Linked DNA regions of Homo sapiens: region 2 is linked to region 1. The links are chromatin contacts, found by Hi-C in ENCODE. All regions are on one chromosome and are shown on one strand. Each heading gives the region's core, a stretch centred on a gene start or an enhancer-like site at or near the end of the contact. The rest is flanking DNA. Distances are from core to core; before and after follow the strand shown. Region 1 overlaps LOC105378275 (a long non-coding RNA gene). Region 2 has its middle 98 kb from the start of LINC02659.

Region 1 (5,333 bases), core at 1,722-4,221:
TTGCAAAGGCCTCCTGCACCCCACACCTGACGCCGACAAGGGGTGCGGTCCCCCACCGCACCTCTCTGTGCTTCCAGCCCTGCCCCTCTAGGCACCGGAAATCACTGCCATAGGGGGGCCAGGTCCAGAGAGAGGCACCCACGAAGGTCTGGGCTCACCTTGGCCGCAGCTCATCTACTGCCGCTCACTCCAGACCCTCCCCCTGGCCCCAGACAGCCCCATTCAGGGCTCAGGGGTGTCCTGAGCACCAGGCAGGCTGGGCTTCGACCCTCTCAGCCTAACTTTCCTAACTTTCAGGATCTCGCCGTGTTGCCCAGGCTGGTCTCGAACTCCTGGGCTCAAGCGATCCTCCCACCTCGGCCTCCCAAAGTTCTGGGATTACAGGCGTGAGCCACTGCACCCAGCCTTACTTTAAAACTTAGCTTAGGAGTTTTAGTCCTATTAAGTCCTGAGGAAAATAACCCCTCTGTAGCATAAGTCTTCCCTGTGAGGCCTCTCCTGACCCTCCACCCTATCCGCCTCCAGGACGGTGGCCCTCCCCAGCAAGCCATCTACCTGACCCCCAGACAGAAGGCAGGCTCTTGAAGGGCAGGTCTGGATCCCTCTCACCACAACACCGTCACCGTCCCCAGGTCAGAGCACTTTGCAGGTGTGCAGGTGTCCCCCAGATGGAGGAGGCTCGCCCACAGGAACTCCGCAACCTGGGGAGACTCCCCTGTCAGCCTCAATTTGATTATTTTCAGCTCAAGGAGATGGAAATGTCGGGACTAAGGGGCTGTAAAGACTCTTTAATTCCTACAGCATTGTTGACAAGGAACATCTGGATCTCAACCTCAGTGTCCTTGCCCCAAGCAGCCAGGGACCCAGAACCATACTCACCTCCTCTAGGGGCAATAGCAGATGGGTGCCGGCCACCAAACGCCAGCTCAACCCAAGAACCAGCAATCATTTCAAGTAGGGCACGGGGAGAATCCCAACCCCTTGTGTTGGTTTTACTAGGACTGAGGGGGTGGGTCCACAGTGACATCCAAGTACAATTCTCATTTCAGTTGGGGCTGGTTCAATACTGACACTCAATGAAAAGCATCCTTATCTCATTCAGGAAATAGATTTTTCTTTCTGTTCTTCCAGAAGCATTATAAAAGGATGCCTAAATAATTTCTAGGCAAAGAGGGACTTTCTACCAAGGCACCTACAAACATCACACGCCCCTTTCCTTTCCCCTTTTGCAGTCTGCAAAGTCCATCTTCTACAAGAGTCATGCGGTGCTTGGCTCTTCCTTGCTGAAAAACAAAAAGCACGGTCACAGCCTGCTACCCTTGCTTTCTTCCCACGAAGGAGAAATTGTTATATAGGCATAGCCAGAATCCCCAAAGGGTGTCTACACAAATGCCAGAACATTCAGATCACACATGTTCTCTCTCTACACACATACACACACACACACACACGCACACACACACACACCCATCACACTGGTGTTGGAAGAATTCTGAAATATAAAAGTCTTAATATGGACCCTAGGCTGGGCATAGGGTGGCTCATGCCTGTAATCCCAGCACTTTGGGAGGCTGAAGAAGGAGGATTGCTTGAGCCCAGGAGTTCAAGACCAGCCTGGGCCCACCATGAAGAAACCCTATCTCTACAAAAATGAAAAAAAAATTAGCCAGGCATGGTGGTGTGTGCCTGTATTCCCAGCTACTCAGGAGGCTGAAGTGGGAGGATCACTTGAGCCCAGGAGGTCGAGGTTGCAGTGAGCTGAGATCACACCACTGAACTCCAGCCTGGGTAAGAGCGCAAGACCCTGTCTTACACACACACAAAAAAAGATGGACCCTGAAAATGAATAGGTTTCCACAGGCAAAAAAGTAAGAACGTTTGGAAAGGAAGAACCCTGTGATTTTGATGTTTAATGACCTGCCGGACAAGGACTGTAGCCACCTCAGGCAAGAGAGTCAGTGGGTTGAGTCCTGGCTAGCTGGTCACTAACTTAGTGGCCTTTCAAGGCACTTGGGCCTTGGCCTCCATTTCTGCATCTGTCTCTTGGGGACCATAGTGGTCCTAGGCCAGCTGCATCACAGGGTGCATATGATAGAAGGATCTAACTCCGAGTTAGAAGTGTCTTGCTAAGATATTATTAGTCATTTCTATTATTAAAGTCAAAGTCTAGCATTCAGAGACATTAGAAGGTCACGTTTGTGTGATGAGTGATTCAAAACACGGAAGACTTTGAATGCCAAGTGGATGAACAAGTAGTACTTACACTAAAGGAATTCATGAGAGAAAATGGAAGCTTATATTTATTGAGCAACTACTACGTGCCAGGCACAAGATTTTGTGAAACTGGTGCTAAATATTTACATTTTGCTGATGAGGAAGTGGGGTCTCTAGAAAAGGAGAGATTTCCATATTGACACACACCTGGTGAGTGTAGGAACTCTACCTTAGAGCCAGGTCTCTCTGTGCCCAAAGGGAATGACTTAGCAGAAGGGAAGGAGTGGAAAACATCCCCATCACTCTCATATCCTCAAGATCCCTTGTTAGTGCAGAGGCCCCTGGGAGCTTCTTACATGTGTGTTTTTAACCTAGTTGGCCTATTCCATTAGAGGCTGTTTTCCACTCTGTCATACCTCCGCCTTCTCTAATTCTGTTCTGGGACCACTTTCCACTTGGACAATTCATCCTCCTCCTTTGCACCCTTCCCAGTCTCCTTCACCTCCATTCCCATAAACTCCTGTGCATGTTCCTGTTACAACACTCAGCCTGCTGCAGTGGAATGCATCTGTTCTGTGCATTCTTTCAGGAAAAAATATTACGTCTTCCAAAAAATATGGAACCAACCACTAATTATGGCACATCTGCTTTGTTTCAAAAGTAAGTGTGGACAGGTCCAGGATGTTATCTCCAGACTACTCTGGAAAGCTCTCGGCATTCTCGGAACTCACAAAGGATATATGAGCAATTGCTCAGTGACTAGGCTGCAACCTGTTTCTGTGGGACTCCCACAATGGCCTCACAGCCAAAACTGTGGGAAGATCTAGGAAGAAGACATAGACTCCAACCTGGGTCAGACAAAGGGCGGAGGAAATAATTGAAAATCTTATACCAAAAACGTTAGAAACAAAAGTCATTCTCAGTGCAGAAGAGTAGCAGAGAATCATTTAAAAATGTGCATCCCTAAGAGGCCGAAGGAAAAGGAGCAGAGGCTGAGCAAGAGTCCCTGTGTGACAGGAAAAGCTGTAAGCAGTGTCTGCGGCTTTCTCTCCCCAGCCACATCCGCCATTCTCTGTTAAGGGCCCTCTCACCGAGGTTAGTCAGCCTCTCTCCTTAAAACTGAAAGTGACTGCTGGCATGCAGTTCCTCTCACATCTGGATTGCTAACCACCTGCTCCCCAAATTTGAAAGTATAATGGAATTGAATTCAAATTTTTACAAAACTTAGGAACTTAGGGGGCCAACTTTGCAAATCATAATTGATTTCCAAGAGACATGTCCTATTATATTTGTTTAACAAACATGAATGTTTCGTACATCAGATGCATTCTCAAGGTGTCATCCAATCCTCTTTCATTTAAAGTAGGGCAAGCGCGTGTTAAAAAAATCTAAATATTTAAAAATGATAGCAAATCTCCCTCACAACCAGACCCCCAGATTCCTTGCGAGAGGTAACCATCATGAATAGTTTTTTTGGGCCTCCAGACATCTTACACATATGTAAGCCCATGTATTCACTTGTGTTCATTGCGTTCGTATCCTTTTCATATCAAATTAGAGCAGTCAGTGCCTACTCTTCTGAATCCAAGTTTCTTTGCTATAACAATACATTTCAGCACATTCAGACTCACTCATTCTTTTTCAAAACTGCGTTGTATTTTATTTTAGAGAAGAATGATCATGCATTTTCCCAAGTCCCTCTAGATTGGCATTTAGGTACGTTCCGTCTTTTGCCTTTACAGGTAATACCACACACTTGCCATTGCACAAAGTTGCTCTCCCAAAGCATCAGAGGCCCTCCCCCTACCTTGCCACACTGGCTAATGTGGGACAGTTTACCTTTTTCCAGGCTCAGTGGTGAGCAATCCTATGCTGTCTCTTTATTATTTAGTCTTTTCTTTCTCTGTGGACTGCCATGTGTGTTGTCAATTTTTCCACTGAGTGGCATTTTGGTGACAGATTTGTAATCCCTGGCTTTACAATAGTGACATGTTCTTCTTCTGACTTGTTTGGCAAGTATTTTTCCTGTTTGACCTTTTTTTAAATTTAACTTCTGCCATATTTTTCATTGGTGAATTTTAGTTTTATTTTTATGTACTCATATGCATGAGTCTTTTCCCTTATAGTTTCTGGGTCTTGTTTTGTTTTGCTTAGCAAGGACTCACCCACTCTCTTGAGAGACAAACAAGAAGACTGAAGTAAAGTGAAAGATGTACTTTTGTCTGGAAGAGGAACTCTCAGAATATGTCATGTAGTGATAAATAATTTAATGCAATCACAAAACATTCCAAACATGTTCCTTTTTAGAAACTTAGTGATTTTTTTATAAATCAGAAAAATAAATAGGGGGGTTAGGTAGCAAGTTTGGCTCAGTCAGATGTTAAAGGCTAGAATGATTAAAATCCAGTGATTCCAGTGCAGAAATAATCAAAGAAATAGAATAGAACAGAATCCAGAAACACAACCAAGAATAAATGGAAGTATTGGATTTTATAAATGTAACATTTCAGCACCATAAGCAAGCAATGCCGCAAAAAAAAAAAGGCTCAATTGGAGGGCAGGGCAGGGGAAGGAGAAGGAATGTAGTCTCCTACCTAAGTCCTCATACCAAATTTATTGGCAGTTGTGGCAAATATTTAAACATAATAAATGAAGTCACAAAAGTACCAGAAGATAATGTATTTTTATAATATTAGGATAAATAAAGGCTTTCTACACATGCCCAGAATTAATTAATCATCAAGGAAGTGATGAACAAATTTTACTATGTAAGATATGCATAGTTCTGCAAAACCACATGATGAAAATCAAACAACAATGTAAAAGCTGGGAGAATATACTAACAAGACACATGGCAATGAATAAGTATTCACAATGCATAAAGAATTTTTTTCAAGTAGTTAAGAAAGTAAGAAGATAAAGATAATGATCAAATTAATGTAAAATATAAGAAAGTATAAGCAAACTTAATACATAAAACCAAATGTTCAGAATCAGCAAAGCTGTGAAAAAGAAAATGACCACAGCTGCACAATGGGAGCACCACTTGGCAATAGGTTGAATTCCATGTCATTGCCAATATTTCATCCTTTTTGACCTACAAAATATCCATTTTTCAA
Region 2 (5,333 bases), core at 837-3,336, 190 kb before region 1:
CAAAGGGAGGAAGAATAAACAATTTTGAAAGGCACTTCAGATTCATTTTATCATCACGCAGGTCAGAAACTGTTTTTCAGGGCACATTAGCACCACCTCGCTCTCTGCACTCTCTCGCCCGGTCCTCCATGGCTGTGGCCAAGCAGAGGCTGGGCACCATGTCATACCTTGCTCTGTTCTGTCTTCACCCACATCTGATAGATCATCAAGCACTGCTGGTTCTGTCTAACCCCGCGTGGGTTCAGGATTTCATTACCAACACATGGCTCACTTAAGGAAATCTGTCTGGCAGGAAAAGTGAGGACAGCTTTGGGTTTCATCCTAAGAGAGAAGTCAAGATGAGAGGGAAAAGCATCCACCAATGAAAAATATCTAAAATTCAGGCCAACTGCAAGGAGGCATCTTTCACCCCATCCTGGGCAAGTGTGCTCTGCACTCTGCCCTGTACCCCACATGGAGATCTGACTTTTCTCATCTCTGCATCCCCGTTTGATTGCTGCCAATCAAATGCCCCTGAGCCCACACACGCCCTGCTATCCAAAGGCGTCTTCTCACAGACCCTCTCTGTGAGTCATCTGGCTCACCCTGGCCCAATGTTGACATCCCTGTGTGTGTCTCATTTTCAAAATCCAGAAGAAAGACACTGCAACTGGTCAATATGGTGCCATATGGAGCTACCCAGCTGGGCAGGGCTTTCCCAACAGGCCACTGACAGAATACCTAAAGTCAGCTGCTTTCCAGCAGGCTCAGACCCACAGTCCTGTCATTTATAGCAATATCATGTAAAAATATATATATATTTTTTGACCTTCGGTGGTCAACGCACTCATTTATACTTCTAGCTGTGTGTACATTGGGCATCAGCGGGTATGGGCATGCAGGTAATCACTCATTAGAGGGGCAAGAGGAAGGTAAAGAACAACCAGCTCCTGAACACATTAAAGCTCTGTTGGGGTCATGTTGTATTTCATGAATCCAGACCCATGGCAAAGAAGAGTTTGCCATAGCCAGTTACAAATTGTTTCTTTTACAATGTTCATTCTTATCAGCAGTTCATGGGAGGAGTGTCTCTACCGCAACCCACCAGGGCAACCCCACACGTGAAGTCAGCATTTAAACATTGGCCAGGGATGCACCAGACCACCCAGGCTCCCACAAGCTCCCAGCCCGGTGCCCACGCTGGCCAGGCCTGTGCTGGCTGGAGCTCTGGGACCTGGATTGGGGCCGCCAAGATGCTTTGAGAGGTCTGACATTACCACTTATTTAACCATGCTGTTGAGGGTACAGGGCCAGAGTGTGGTCTCCATGGCAACTGATTGCAGCATTGCACATATCTGGAGGGAGAAGCACATTTTTAGATGGATGATAGAGGAGGTGGTCTGAGAAAAATGTCCAGATTGTTTAACTCTTTTGTGGCATTGGGAAACTTATTTAAACTTTGACTTCTTTTCCACAAAAAGGAACTATAGATGTGTACATGGATTTCAGTGGAGATTGGTAAGAGCAGTCTAGAATAGTATTTACCCTCTAGAATAGAGGAGGATAATTTGGCAAGGGGTGGCTTCAGTTTCTGAAATTGGCTCCAGTTTTAGAAATGACAGAAAGCAAATGACATCATCCCGGTGGCCTGACAAATACCTTCAACTTATTCCATTATTCTACTTAGCTCTTTAATCTTAAACAAAAGATGGCTAAAACTGTGACTTTCATAGAGTTCCTCCATGGTAATACTACATATGGGTCACTCCATTTCCTTCCTGGGCTAGTAAATACCTCTGCTTTTATGGTGAGGACTTCTGCCAGCTGTAATGAGCTCCCCTGCGTTCCCCAGGGCTGAGAGCAACTGTGTTGGCCCCTAGTGACTCAGCTTCCTGTGCACCTGGTTTCAGGTCTGAGCCCTCAGGGAGCTGACCTGGGGGAAATGGCTCCTCCTTCATGAGATCAGCATGGCTCCTCATGCCATGAGGGGCAGGCACCAAGGCCTGCCCAAGTCTCCTCTGAGCTCACAGAGGGCAGCCCCTGACTGGCTAAGCCAGCCTTATGCCCCATCATGATCATCTGGGCACAGAGCCTGGCCTTCTATGACAGGGACAGAGGGCTGCTGCCAAGAGCTCAGTCCTGGGCTGCTGTCTCTCTGCAAATGGGGAGGAAAGATGTCCTCTTCCAGCCCGTGGAAGCTGGGAAACCTAGCAGATATTCGAATGAGTTCCTAGGACCTAGAGAGCTGATAATCAGGGCTCACAGCTGCTGAACTGAGCTCCCAAGTAGAGCCTCAGCCCAGGTTGGTCCAAGAGTAAAAACAAAGCAGTCCAGAAGACCTAACTAACAGGGAGCTTAAGGGAGCAAGCTAAACTCTACAACACCCTAGGAATTAATACCCAAAATATACATCATGTTAAGAAATAGCTAAAAGCAGTCATGTAGAATTTAAATCTTATCTCACACCTCTTGGAGTAAAATCAAGGTCAGATTTTACTCTGACTTTACTCTTAGATTTTACTCTTCCTCTGTCTTACAGCAGCGAGAGAACTCTGAATGCGCTTGATAGATACAGATGGATATGATTGGTCAGGAATTTGGCAGAATGTCCGTAAGATCAATTGCATGTAGTGCATTGAAAATGCTATGTTCTGGGGTGGAACTGCCTTATTTCAGAATATATGATGCTTGAGGGCTTACAATTATCTGAAAGAAAAAACCCCAGAAATAAGATGTCAACAACTTCATTTTTGTAACCCATATTGATGACTGTGAAAAACTCTTTGGCATCAATAAAACTTGAGTGATTGCCTTTTCCAATTGTCCAAAATGAGAAGCAGACCCAAGCAGGCACATTTCTGCCAAGGGAGATTTCTCTTAATTATCCCTGAACCTCACTGGCTGCAGGGCTTGGTAAACAGCCGCAGCCTCTGCTCTCTGTAACATGACCTCCTGTATAGCACACGCTCATGTGCACAGGCATCTGCACATACATGCACAAAATGCACACCTAAGAAGAGAAACCAGCAGGACCAAACTGGCTTGGAAAGATGACGACGGGACTTGCTAGGTAAGAGTGTGGGCAGAGCACAGGATAGATGACAAATCTTTGCCAAAAGTTTTATAACATGGGACCCAGTTCGCTAAGAGGTCCTCAGCCTCCGTGTTTAGATAAATGAGGGTTTAAATTACTCAAAAGTGACTTGCCTTCTAAAACCACACAGAATTCTTTTTTTTTTTTTTTTGCAATAAAACCTCAAGACTCCCAAATCTCAAAGAAGCAAAAAAGCCATGTCCCTGAGGACTAAAATAGAAAGAGAAGGAAGCGGCAGCCAAGAACATTATTTCCAGCTCACATAGGACCACCCCTCTGTTTGCATACCCGTTATGACTTGGAAAGGAGGTTAAGGGTCCAGTTTAACCCACCAACATTAATATTTTGAGGCCAAGTGGCATCTTCCTGGAGTGGGGGCCGAACAGGCCCGTGGAGAGCGTGCGTTCTTTCTGAACCACGACAAGGCTGCAGTGCCTTCAGTGCTTAAATCCAAGGAGCCAAAGATAATTTCCAAAAGACTGTGCTTTCTAAGGGCAGAAGGTGAAGGGAACAAACAATGCTCCATCTCCCTGAGGACTGGGAAGATTATTAGGTTACCATTTCAAGACAGGAACATTCAGACATGATGTAGTATTTGGACTCAAGAGTGGAAGGCTGAACCCAAAGCAAATCAGTTAAGCTTGAATGTTGGGGAAGTGATTTCTCTTCTCCCAACTTGACTATTTTCTCCCTGTGTTGATTCATTGCATCTACAAACCTTAACACTTTTACCACGTGACTGCTATTTTTCTCTCTATCTTCCCAAGTCCCCTCATTAGAAACCACTGTTGGCCAAACAAGCTAATGAGCGGGACTGTCCTGGCCAAGCCACAGGAGAGACAATTACAGACTTTGACTGCAGGCCGCACACTCACTGGTTCTCATTCTAACCTCCATTCTCTTCCTTCTTTATCCTCCCTCTGTTGGGGTGAACATTTGGCATCAAATGAACCTAGGTACGGTTCTGTGCGCTCACTAGTGCTGACAGTGTAGGCAAGAAACAACTTTCTGAGCCTGTTTTCTCAGATGGGAGATACAACCCACCAGGGTGAGAATTAAATGAGGTGGTTAATAAGGGTAATGCCGTTAACCCACCAGCCCTGAGCTCTATTACACCAGCCCTTTAAAAGCAGAGAGCTTGCCCTGGCTTCCCTGTGGCGTGGGTGGGTACAGAACTCCCAGGGGCTTGTTTCACCAAATTTCCCCACAAAGCCCTGCATAAAACGCCATTGTAGGGCCCAGCTCTGTCTGAGAGAGCCTGTCAGGACAGTTCAACAGCCTTGTTTCCAAATAAGTAGAAATATGAAACAGGCTGGTAAACTTTTGTTTAAAATCTGACCTCTTTTTTAAGATGACCATTGTTTTCCTAAATTCACTTTCCTTCCTTTGCTTCCTGTCCATAAAGAAAGTTCACACTCACAGGCTCGAAACACCTCACAGCATGGAATGCACATGATGTCACCCAGGAGGACCTCTACAGGGGAATTCCAAGTCAGAGCCATGCCACCGTGAGAAGTCACCACGAGTCTTGGGCCACGTGGGTCATGTTCAGATGCTCTGGGCTGACCTGTGAGCCCGAGAGAGAGAGAGAGAGAGAGAGAGAGAAAAGAGGCCACAGAAGGCTCTGTCGCTGATGGGCTTTCCAGATGGCGATTTAAATTATTCTGAGTTGTCTGAAATAACATTGCCCTTACTGCTTTTATGTTTTTCTTATATACTTTTTAATTCTAATAGATAAAAGGCTTTTAAATGATTTTCCATAAAGGTATAAAATTACCCCTGCAAAGAGAAAAAATACTAACGCATATAAATAAACATATTCTGTTTACAGTTTTTTGATTGAAGGAGAGGTCAGGGATGCTTTGATTCCTTTGCAACCCCTCCTCCCTTCATTTTAGAATGTGCCGTCATCTTCTCTTTCTGCTTCCTTCCACCTTTGAAATGCTCCCACATCACCTCTTTGCTGATGGTGTTCCCTGCTCTTCTCTTCCCCCAAGAAGAATTAGTTCTTCCCTGTTGATGGCTTTCTAATTGTTTTATTTACCCCAGCTACAGTATTGATTACTCCCCAATTATTTGCATAAACTCTACTTCTCGACCCACTCAGCTACTTCATGGAGACCTATAATGCTAATACCATAGGAAAGCTTCTGGTCCTGGAAATTAAAAAACAAGAAGTTGAGCCCAGAAACCACACGGCAGGGAAAATGTAGAGTGTGAGAGACAGGGCTGGTGGTGGTATGGGTTGATCTAGGCAGTG

What was found. Hi-C counts contacts between places; a loop is a spot of excess contacts on that map. Pooled maps may share reads with other maps.
Region 2: a map with no recorded cell type shows a loop between it and region 1 (5-fold over the local background). The contact joins two enhancer-like sites. A Hi-C loop is called at or near these places in 9 of 37 single-sample maps with no recorded cell type and 6 of 50 pooled maps.

What each region holds. Positions count from the first base shown.
Region 1 is chr10:43,814,457-43,819,789 of GRCh38, reverse strand. It overlaps LOC105378275 (a long non-coding RNA gene), which reads right to left. Exons shown (of 3, transcript XR_945906.4): 3 at 1,046-1,283. Among named protein-coding and RNA genes, the nearest start is that of LINC00619, 28 kb to the left of the region's middle. RefSeq lists a silencer at 3,023-3,223. Within about 2 kb of position 2,971, at least 14 of the 41 ENCODE cell types and tissues checked have a DNase peak (open chromatin) inside an H3K27ac peak, as active enhancers do.
Region 2 is chr10:44,007,697-44,013,029 of GRCh38, reverse strand. No RefSeq gene overlaps it. Among named protein-coding and RNA genes, the nearest start is that of LINC02659, 98 kb to the right of the region's middle. RefSeq lists enhancers at 2,134-2,213, 4,344-4,663. Within about 2 kb of position 2,086, at least 5 of the 41 ENCODE cell types and tissues checked have a DNase peak (open chromatin) inside an H3K27ac peak, as active enhancers do.